2 separate regions of the Mus musculus genome follow, and region 2 is linked to region 1. The links are chromatin loops, found by intact Hi-C in ENCODE. Cell type or tissue: left cerebral cortex. All regions are shown on one strand. Each heading gives the region's core, and the rest is flanking DNA. Links, peaks and the distances in the headings are about the cores only. Region 1 has its middle 71 kb from the start of Gm39905. Region 2 holds the start of Bdnf (brain derived neurotrophic factor).

Region 1 (5,378 bases), core at 238-5,237:
GGAGTTACTAAATAATGATGATTAAAAAAAGAAAGTAAAGTAATGTATGATAAAATTGTTGAATGCTACATATAGTATCATGTAGAATATCTTTAAAATAGAAAATGTTCTAATTTAGTACAAACATTATTATATTGTAATAAATATGTATGTTATAATATTCCATTACAGTGTCTAAAGGAGAGAAATATAAGGTTTGATGCAGTAGATCTAAAATAGGAAAGCCCAATTGCTTTAAGCTTAAAGGTCATCAAAATAAAAAATCCCCACGTCTGATTATATTAGATTCCCCTATCTAGGACATGTTACGGAGATCCATACAGAAAAGGAACTTCTTCCCCCGTGACATATCACATTAACTATCCAGAATGCAGCTACTTTCATATAATGAGCTTTCCTTCCTTTTCTTTTGTAAAAACATTTTTTTGCATGCACATGAGTATATGTCTGAATATATATTTATATATGAGACTATATATATAGATATGAGTGTGTCTAAAGCAGCTTACAGTAGTGTTGCTTGGCTGAGTAGGAGGTGCTACAGGACTGTGCTATTAGTGAGCCAGAGGTAGGAGGTGGCTATGGCTGATGGGCAGGAGTGTGAGGTAATTGCAGGGTAATACTGTCTGCAGGTATTTTTAGATGACACCAGAATGAAAGATGTTGGTTAGTGGTGATGGTCTTCCTTCTTCTAGAATGCTGTTATGAAACATGCAAAATAGAAGATAAGGGCTGTGAATTTGGAACAGACCATTTGCCCATCTCTACTAGAGAAATGAATGGCAGAGGCTTGACTAGCTGTATTAGGGTAAAGTAGGATTTTAATTTTTTTTTTTTTTTTTTTTTGGCATCCACTGTACAAGTTTGGGGCTATGCCTTCAGAATCCTGTTTTTCTCTCAATAATTCACTGAAAATTAACTCATCTTTTTATTTTGTTATTCCCCCCTTTTTGTAAAGTAAAAACTGACTTGTACACTTATTGGGGCAGTGTTTCTTGTTCAACAAAGTTAGCTATCCATTTTCTTCATTTTTTCTCAATTGACTTGCTTTCCCTGGGGCTTTAAAAAGGGTACATACATTACAGTGTTCCAGAATTTGATACACTTTTTGGAATTTTAGTTTAATACCATGTTTTCTTTTTGAGAAATATAGCAACTCTAATCAAATAGGATTAGGAAGATGAAAATGTTCTAGAAGCTATGAAATTTTTATAAAGTTACTGTCAGTTTTTGTAATTCTGACTGTCACATTATTTAAAATCAAAACCTAATTTTCTCCATTTCATATCCAAATATTTTCCAGACCTTAGTCATTGTGTCAAACACCTACCACTCATATGACACACTCTTAAAATAGAATTCTACGTATAATGGAGGATTTTTTTTTTTTTTTAGGATGTACGTCCCTGAGGTCAGTAAGATAATTTATTTTTTGGGATAATCCAATCCTAACTATGCCAGACCACACTTATCATTCTGTTCAGAGATGACCAAGAGCAAGTCTTTTGAATTTCTTTGGAAAGTTTAATATGAAATATAGAATTTATAAGTCCCTTCCTTTTTCATTTAATATGAGAATACTTGAGGGTGTCCTACGAAAATGTAAAAATTATAATACAATCATGCTCTATAGAGTAAATTACTCAATTTGGTGTGGAAGTGCACTCTTGTGTTCCCAGAATTTGGATGGAAAAGACAGGAGGATGGAGAATTGTTGCAAATTAATTTAGAATGTTTTTAGCAGTTAATTCCAGGGCCTGGGCAACATAAGATTAAACACTCTCCAACAAGACAAAACAATCCACCAATACTCCTCTCCAAACTTAGACTTTTGAAATGATGAAGCTCTTCAAGTAGAAAGGAACTTTACTTCCCCCTCTGGTAAATTTGGAGAATACTTTGATATGTACTTTACAGTGTCAGAGTATGACTTTGCAGTTGTTTGCACCAATTCTTGGGAAGATGCTTATTCTCTTGCTTATATTTCTTGGATTGTCAGGATCATACTTTGAAAAATTGTTCTTGGGGTCATTTTTTTCTCTTCTGAACTTTTCTCACCCTGTTGACCAAAGTTGTTGATAAATAATTTCCATTTGGCTCCAAACCAAATCTTCCTTATTTAATAAGAAAATAATATTCATTGTTGGTATTTAATTAGAGATGATAAAGGAACAAGTAGCAGAAAGGATCTAAGACTTCCACCAGGAAAACTGGATCTGAGTGATGACTACTCCTTATTACATAGTCCATCTTCATCTGTTACTTCAAAATTCTCAGCCTTCTTTCTTTGTTCCTAAAAGAAATTGGATGCAGGAAACTGCCTCACAGAGTTATGATAAAAATGGATCTGCCATATGAAGCAGCTATTTCATCACTCGGGTATACATCTAAAGAAATGAAACCAGCAGAGTGAACAAGATGCATGGCCATATATAACTGCAGCATCGACATAGCTCCTAAGAGATGGACCCAACCCAGGTGGCCATAAATGATGAACTGATAAAGAACATTTTGTACCTCTATATAACATAATATTACTCAGTCATAGAGAAGAATGAAATGCTATCTCAAAATACATTAAAATACAGACGAGAAACATTATGTTAAATGAAATAAGCCAGACACAGAAAACCAAGGACTGCATGCTTTCCCTCAGACCTGAAAGCAGCAAGCATCAGACGTGACTGTTGAGGAGTAGGTATGGCGAAAGTTGTGTGGGACGAATAAAGGAGGCTGAGTTCGACCAGTGCATACTTTATATATGTTGTGAAAATGTCAGTGGCTGCCACTAGTATGATCAATTAAAACATTTTAACTAAAAATTATATAAAACAAGACTGAGATAGGTTAGTCAGTAAAGCATGGTTCTAAGAGCACAAGGTCAAAATAAAACAAAACAAAACAGCACAATGATATGTGCTCACAATCACAACAATGAGAAGGCAGCAACAGCTCGGGTCTCTCTAACCAGGCACTGCAGCTTTCTTGGTGAGTTTTGGGTGAATTGAGATAACCTGTCTTAAAAAAAGAAGAAGAAGAAGAAGAAGAAGAAGAAGAAGAAGAAGAAGAAGAAGAAGAAGAAGAAGAAGAAGAAGAAGAAGAAGAAGAAGAAGAAGAAGAAGAAGAAGAAAACAAATAAAAACCCTTAAAACAACAACAAAAACAGTGGATAGTGCTGCAGAAATGGCCTCTGAGATTGTACTCTGGCTTCTATTCACGTACGCACAAATGAACATATACACCCACACAACCATGTGTACTTGCACATACATGAACATGTATACAGAACCTGCACATACAACTGCAAGAAGTAGAAAATGCAATATTAAACATTTTAACATGATAGTGCTAAAATGCTTGATGAACTGAAAACCTGATCTGCACGTTGGTTCGATTTGTCCTTATTTGGTGATGTAGACTGTTTACACTATTGAGAATTACTAGGGCATCTGATCATAAATTTAGCATCAGCCAAATGCTCTTCTAAGACAGCTGACATTTAGAAAACAATGAAACTGCATCACTGTGGTAAGGCAAGCAAAGTGTTAGAATGATATTTATTTAGATTATTCCATAGAATTCCCTGTGTGGCTTTTAGTTCTTAATATTTTCTGGTTTTGTAGAGATTTAGTGTGTATTTTATTAGATATTTTCTTTATTTACATTTCAAATGTTATCCCTTTCTTAGTTTCCCCTCCAAAAACCCCTATCCCCTCCCCCCTTCCCCTGCTCCCCAACCCACTCCCATTACAAGTCCTGGTCTTCCCCTATACTGGGGCATAGAACCTTCACAGGACCTAGGGCCTCTCCTCCCATTGATGACCAACTAGGTCATGCTCAGCTACATATACAGCTAGAGCCACATGCCCCACCATGTGTTTTCTTTGATTGGTGGTTTAGTTCCAAGGAGCTCTGGGGGTACTGGTTGGTTCATATTGATGTTTCTCCTAAGGGGCTTCAGACCCCTTTAGCTCCTTGGGTACTTTTTCCAGCTCTTTCACTGGAGACCTTGTGCTCTATCTAATGGATGATTGTGAGTATCCACTTCTGTATTTGACAGGCACTGGCAAAGGCCCTCAGGAGGCAGCTATATCAGGCTCCTGTCAGCAGGATCTTGTTGGCCTCTGCCATGGTATCTGGGTTTGGTGGTTGTTTATGGGATGGATTCCCAAGTGGGGCAGTCTCTGTATGGTTGTTCCTTCAGTTTGCTCTGAATTTTGTCTCTGTAGCTCCTTGCAATTCCCATCAAATTTCCAACTAAATTCTTCACAGAGTTAGAAAGGGTCATTTTCAAATTCATCTGGAATAACATAAAACCTAGAATAGCAAAAACTATTCTCAACAATCAAAGAACCTCTGGTGAAATCACCATCCCTGACCTCAAGCTGTACTACAGAGCAATTGTGATAAAAACTACATGGTACTGGTACAGTGACAGACAGGTAGATCAATGGAATAGAATTGAAGACCAAGAAATGAATCCACATACTTATGGTCACTTGATCTTTGACAACGGAGCTAAAACCATCCAGTGAAAAGAAGACAGCACCTTCAACAAATGGTGCTGGGTCAACTGGTGGTTAGCATGTAGAAGAATGTGAATTGATCCATTCTTATCTCCTTGGACAAAGCTTCAGTCTAAGTGGATCAAAGAACTCCACATAAAAACCAAAGACACTGAAACTTATAGAGGAGAAAGTGTGGAAAAGCCTGGAACATATGGGCAAAGGGGAAAGATTCCTGAACAGAACAGCAATGGCTTGTGCTGTAAGATGAAGAATCTACAAATGGGACCTCATAAAATTGCAGCACTTTTAAGGCAAAGGATACTGTCAATAAGACCAAAACGCAACCAACAGATTGGGAAAAGATCTTTACCAATCCTAAATCTGATAGGGGGCTAATATCCAGTATATATAAAGAACTCAAGAAGTTAGATTCCAGCAAACCAAATAACCCTATTAAAAATGGGGTACAGAGCTAAACAAAGAATTCTCAACTGAGGAATACTGAATGGCTGAGAAGGACCTAAAAAGGTTCAACATCCTTAATCATCATGGAAATGCAAATCAAAACAACCCTGAAATTCCATCTCACACTAGTGAATCTTTTAAACAGAGCCTTCTTCTTCCTTCCTATCTCTCTTCCTCCTTCCCTTCTTCCCCTTCCTCTCCTCTCTTCTCTTCTCTTCTCCTCTCCTCTCCTCTCCTCTCCTCTCCTCTCCTCTCCTCTCCTCTCCTCTCCTCTCCTCTCCTCTCCTCTCCTCTCCTCTCCTCTCCTCTCCTCTCCTCTCCTCTCCTCTCCTCTCCATCTCTCATTTTCTCTTTACTGTTTTTAGAAAAATGGTTTAAAGACTGTACTGTTTATTTTTAATCTGT
Region 2 (5,378 bases), core at 222-5,221, 880 kb before region 1:
CTGCAAAACTCTCTTCTGATTCCTCTTTAAAATGCAATTCACAGCTTGAGCTCACAGAGCCTGCCAGTGGCTGAATGGCTGCACTAGGCGGCTGAGAGTCCTTCAATTAAGCAGCAATTTTGCAATTAGTGGAAACGAAGTGCTTCATAACAATTGTTTGAAAACAAGTTGAGACAAGTGAGCAATTACCCCATTAAAAAGAGATACTCACTGTCACAGGACCAAAAGAGCCCCCTCACACAAACGGAAACCGTCCCCACAAGGAGAGAAACACAGGCTGGTGTTTTAACCATTAGCAGGAGATCAGTACACTATAACTGCTGCAGCAGGAGTGTGTCTTCCATAACAGTCAAAGGTTTAGCTGCCCTCCTCTTGCTGTGTTCTGTTTTCATTCAGAAAATCCACAACTGCTCTTTGCTCTACTCCGGGACTAAATTCCTACACCTTAAATTCTTAATGAACTACTTGTGTGTGACCTTTCCTTCCATGTCGTGCATCTCAGATTCTCTTGGTGATTAGAAGATAACATCTATAGAACCCAAATCTGCCAACTGTGCTACAATTTACAACATATAGGGTATGTGGAGTGTGGGGAAAGAAGGGGGGAAGGGGGAGATGGATTTTACTAAAGGCTTCAAAGATGAATCTAAAAAAGAATAAAAACAAGCTGGTTGCTATACTATCAGGTGGGCGTGCTCAGCCTGCTCCGTGTGCCAAGCTACAACCCAGAGCTATTTATATTCGGAAGAAATGAGATTATTGGGACTATTAAAAAGAATTGGACTCTTAAAACATTACAGGAAGCTGGGAACAGCTTATATTTTAATGGTGCCCCCTTTAAAAGAAAATCCAAGACTTTGTGCTAGGATTTTAGAAATTTGCATTTACATTTAATATGATTTCTCCCTCCCAGCGAGTCAAGATGAACTAGAAGTAACCCAGCTCCTTTTCTCTCTTGGGACCTTTAGGAGATTTAAGCAACCATGGCTGCAGTTTAGGCAAATGATCACTTTCTAGGTTCCTCTTGTATGCAGTTAAAAGGGTGCATACTTTCAAGGCATCCTAAACCAGATTTCCTAAATGATTTAATTTCTGGATGCATAAAGGTTTGCAATCCTTTCAAATGACCTTAAGTAGCACCCTAAAACAAGCATGATTCCAAACTACAAACTAAGCTCTGAATGGGCTGTGAGAGACTCTAGAAGTATGTGAAAAATTACTGTTAGTCTGTTTTAAAAAATGTTATGTCTAAGTGTGTCTGCAATGGTCTAATGCTTCAAGATGTCTACGTCATGCACAACAGTCTTGTTTATCTGGGAATTATTTCTTTCTTCCTGAATCATTTATAAACAGGAAAATTTTAATGACGTAAAACAGTTCTCTATACAACGTGTGTTCTGTGTCGTTGTATTTACTATTAATATTTACCAATATTTATCCCATTTTTACAAAATAACATAGAAGAGGAACAGAAAACAACTTTATGATTCTGGAATTCCAATAATGGTAACTACCATATTTCAAATTCCAGTAGAGATTACGTTTCAACAAGTCTCTCTCTCTCTCTCTCTCTCTCTCTCTCTCTCTCTCTCTCTCTCTCTCTCTTGCCTTGGGGAGGAGGGGAGGAAGAACAAACCAAAACCTCCAAACCTTATGAAAAATCAGTGAACTGCAGTAATTATTTTTAAAGCTCCCTAATGTTATTTCATCCTCTGCGCCTGACTAAGCCTATTGTGTGTAACAGCTTGAACCGCTCTTGTTCTAACCTCAGATACCTCCGACCTGAAAATAGTGTCTCAAACTTACAGGGGCCCGGATGCTTAGAGGAATCAAACCCGTAAATAAAATAAATAAATAAATAATGCAACAAGACAAAACAAAAATCAATCGAAGGATCAAAATGGCTTTTGACCTTATAACTAATGTATAAAAGAATCGATTTTTGGAGAAGAATTAAAAGAGGGGTATATTTTTCAGTAAGTTGATCCAATTGTTGGGAAGGGGGAGTCATTTAGCCTTTCATATACAATTAGATAACAATTACTGTTCCTAATTATACATCGCTTTCTTTTTAAAAAAAGGATAAGTTCTAGAAGGATTAATAAACAGGCAGAAACATACTTCCAGACAAGAACATCCTGTATTCTTGTGAGAGGGGCTAAAAGGCTGTTGTTGACGCTGAGAAGACGGATATTTTAGGATGCCGGGAAGACCCTCAAGTAAGATCAAGAAAATCCTAGCACTTAGTCAATGGTATCTCAAAGCACCCCGGCAACTCAAGGAAAGAAATGCAACAAGCCAAAATTCCGAACCGAGCCGCACATCTTCAGGAAGCTGTTTCAAAACGCCACTCAACAAGTTTCTACTCGCAACCCCCATAACGACCAGCAAAACTGCCCCTAAAACACTTCCCCGCCCCCATTCGACGAGCCCCAGCAGCTACTCTTGCCAGTGTGGCCAGAAGAGGGCACCCTCTACCTTCCTAGCTCAGCTCTCCTGGCCCTCCCCTCCCTCCTCCTTGGATCCTCCCTCTCTCCCTCCGGCTCCCCCCATCCCCAAGTCCCCATCCCCAGTTTCCTAGCCCAGGCTCCACCCCCAACTCACGAATTGTTTTCACTAAAACACCAGTTCAAACTCAAACTCACAGCCTGTGGCTCACCGCCCTCAGCAGCCCCGGGGGGAACAACACCACCCCCCCCCCACCCCCGGCAGCAATTTCCCCTTCTTCCTTGTCATCAAGCACAAAGCCCCCATCTTCAGCTATTTCTTTCTACGCTTAGGTCGCTTATCCATTGCTCTTCCTGTTTCAGCATCCCTGGAAATCAAAACTAGCCTCTTCATCCTCCATAAACACCCAACCTACTCCCGGATGAAAGTCAAAACTTTCACTTCCTCAGGAGGATGCCCAAAGGGAGGTGCGCAGGATGGACAGAGGGTCGGATACAGGCTGTCCTGGAGTTCCGCAGACCCTTTCAGGCCCCAGCGATAAGAAGGGTCCCAAGTTTTCCTAGTTAAACGTTGACCTTGGACCTGTAAGTAAGCTTTGGTAGTACTCCCTAGAGAGCAGGTGACAGTGAACAGCCTGTTGTGATACCCAGGAAAAGAGATGAGGACAGAAGGCGCCAAGACCCATTCTCGGACTACACACCACCCCGGTCCAAATTTGCGTGGAGAGTGCCTAAGCCGGTGGTAAGGGCTCTCATCCCAGCCCTGTCCCGGTGCCATCCGTCTGAGCCCCCAACAGCTGTCGCTCTATATCTCTCTCACCACCCTTCCTCGTCTGCGGGAGGACTTCGGGGATCCCCGGGACGCAGGCTTAGCTCCCATGGCGCAAGTCGTCCTCTTCCCTTGGCTTTTTCTCTCACACTGAAGGGATTCCTGGGGTCGCACTGTCCCTCAGAGTCGTGGGATCCCGGGAGAACGCTCCCCAGGAGCAAGCCCGCCCCTCCGCTGTCCCGGGACGAAGGTGAAGCCGGAGTTCTGCAGTCCCACAACTTCTCAGTCCCCTAGCCAACTTTCCCGGGCGCACGCGCCTCTGGCTCTCGCACTTAGCCCCACGCCCCGCAGTCGCCTACCTCAGGGTCCACACAAAGCTCTCGGATCCCCGGCAGTGGAGTCACATTGTTGTCACGCTTCTGGTCCCTGCGCCCTGCCCTGGGCCCCGTGCGCTTTCTCGTCTGCCCCAAGGCAGTGGTGGCAGTTGAAGGAACCGGGTCTCATCAAAGCCTCCCAGGCGGAGGTGGCGCGCCGCCCCAGGCGGTTTCCTTCTCCAAGCCCGGGAGTCCCGGGCGCACTGGGAACCGTGCGACAGCCAGCCAGCGGGTGCGCCCCGGCACGGCAGCAGCGACGGGCACCCAGAGCTCAGCCAGAGCCAGGCACTGGGGTCAGACATTATTTAGCTCTTCGGTTGAGCTTCGATTGGTCAGACAGCGCCGCCCCTATCCCCTCCCTGCTCCGCCGCGCCACCGATACCCATTGGGGTGGCTGCTTAAAGGGGACGACGCGCCTTTTCCTTGCGGGGGCTCAGCCCTCGGAAGCCCTCGGAAGCCCTCGGAAGCCCTCGGGGTATCCCTGATCGCCTTGCACTGGCTTCTCTCCATTTCCCCGGAGCTCGCTGCTTAAACCCAAAGCTCTGTGCCTGCCCTCTGCGGTCTCCGCAGGGTGCCCTTTGCTAGGAGGGGTGGTCGAATCCCGGTTCCTAGGCACCCTACTCCCCGCAATGTGCTCTAGAGTAGGAGGAAGCGAGTGTGAGTCTCACACGTTCAAATCTTTCTCCCCTGGTTTGCAACTCTCCCCATCTTTTCCATCCCAGCACCCAAGTTCTGTGGGAGAGGGCGTGCATCCACCCCCACCCCCAGGCCCCGGCCCCAGACACACCTTCCCGCACCTTCCCGCACCACAAAGCTAGAAAAAGCGAACACACAATGAAACTACACAGAGTGTGCGGGGTTATGGTTTACTCCGCTACCTTAAACACATCGGCTTAACCAGAGTTTGCGCCCTGACCTCTCCGGAGTGTGCCTAATAGAATTCAATCAAGATAATAACAGTATTTTTTATTAATGAATAACCCCGGATAGCATTACACCAAGTTACTGCTTCTAGCCGGGAAGCCTAGGCAATAACAGACCTCACTAAAGCCATATGCTTCCCAGCAGACCAAACGGGGGCGGGGGGGGGGGTGAGGAAAGAGAAAGAAAAGAAACCCACCTTTTTCAGTCACTACTTGTCAAAGTAAACATCAAGGCAGCTGCTCTGGGGAAGACCGGTCCCCAAGGTTCTAGACTCTTACTATATATTTCCCCTTCTCTTCAGTTAAAAGGGGGAGGGGGCGAGTCTTTGGTGGCCGATATGTACTCCTGTTCTGCAGCAAAGAAGTTAAATTATTGATAGTGGAAATTGCATGGCGGAGGTAATACTCGCACGCCTTCAGCGAGAAGCTCCATTTGATCTAGGCAGAGGCTGGGAGATTTCATGCTAGCTCGCCGGGGGTGGGTGGGGGGAGCGGCAGCGAGAGCAGTCCTCTCCTCGGTGAATGGGAAAGTGGGTGGGAGTCCACGAGAGGGCTCCACGCTGCCTTGACGTGAGCTGTCATATGATACCTCCTCTGCCTCGAAATAGACACTCTAGTGCACGAATTACCAGAATCAGAATTCCGCGCATTTAAAATGATACATCTTTTATTAGAAGAATTCCGTTCCAGGGCATTGCATGCTTTGTAGATGTTTTCACTTCCAGTCCTAGCAAATTCACGCACACAGAAGCCAAGCCTGTCATTATCTAGGCAGCAACAACACATCAATATATATATGTATATATACTTAACCAGGATTTAGGGTGAGGGGTGGGTAGCTCACTAAGCCCCCTTCCTCTAGAGC

Evidence for each region. Peaks named below come from ENCODE experiments on the same cell type or tissue, not always from the same donor. Only the 100,000 strongest peaks of a DNase experiment are listed, where the experiment ranks them.
Region 2: a loop joins it to region 1, with 2.8 times the contacts of the local background. A loop is called at or near these places in 3 of 42 quality-filtered maps.

Annotation. Positions count from the first base shown.
Region 1 is chr2:108,807,754-108,813,131 of GRCm38, reverse strand. No RefSeq gene overlaps it. Among named protein-coding and RNA genes, the nearest start is that of Gm39905, 71 kb to the left of the region's middle. In left cerebral cortex, for the core only: no CTCF peak of the experiment used is centred there; DNase peaks (open chromatin) are centred at 566 and 2,373.
Region 2 is chr2:109,692,107-109,697,484 of GRCm38, reverse strand. It overlaps Bdnf (brain derived neurotrophic factor), which reads right to left and starts at 3,922. Exons shown (of 2, transcript NM_001048142.1): 1 at 3,576-3,922. In left cerebral cortex, for the core only: CTCF peaks have their summits at 2,456 (motif pointing right) and 5,040 (motif pointing right); DNase peaks (open chromatin) are centred at 2,463, 3,141, 3,796 and 5,075; H3K4me3 peaks cover 3,122 bases; H3K27ac peaks cover 1,479 bases.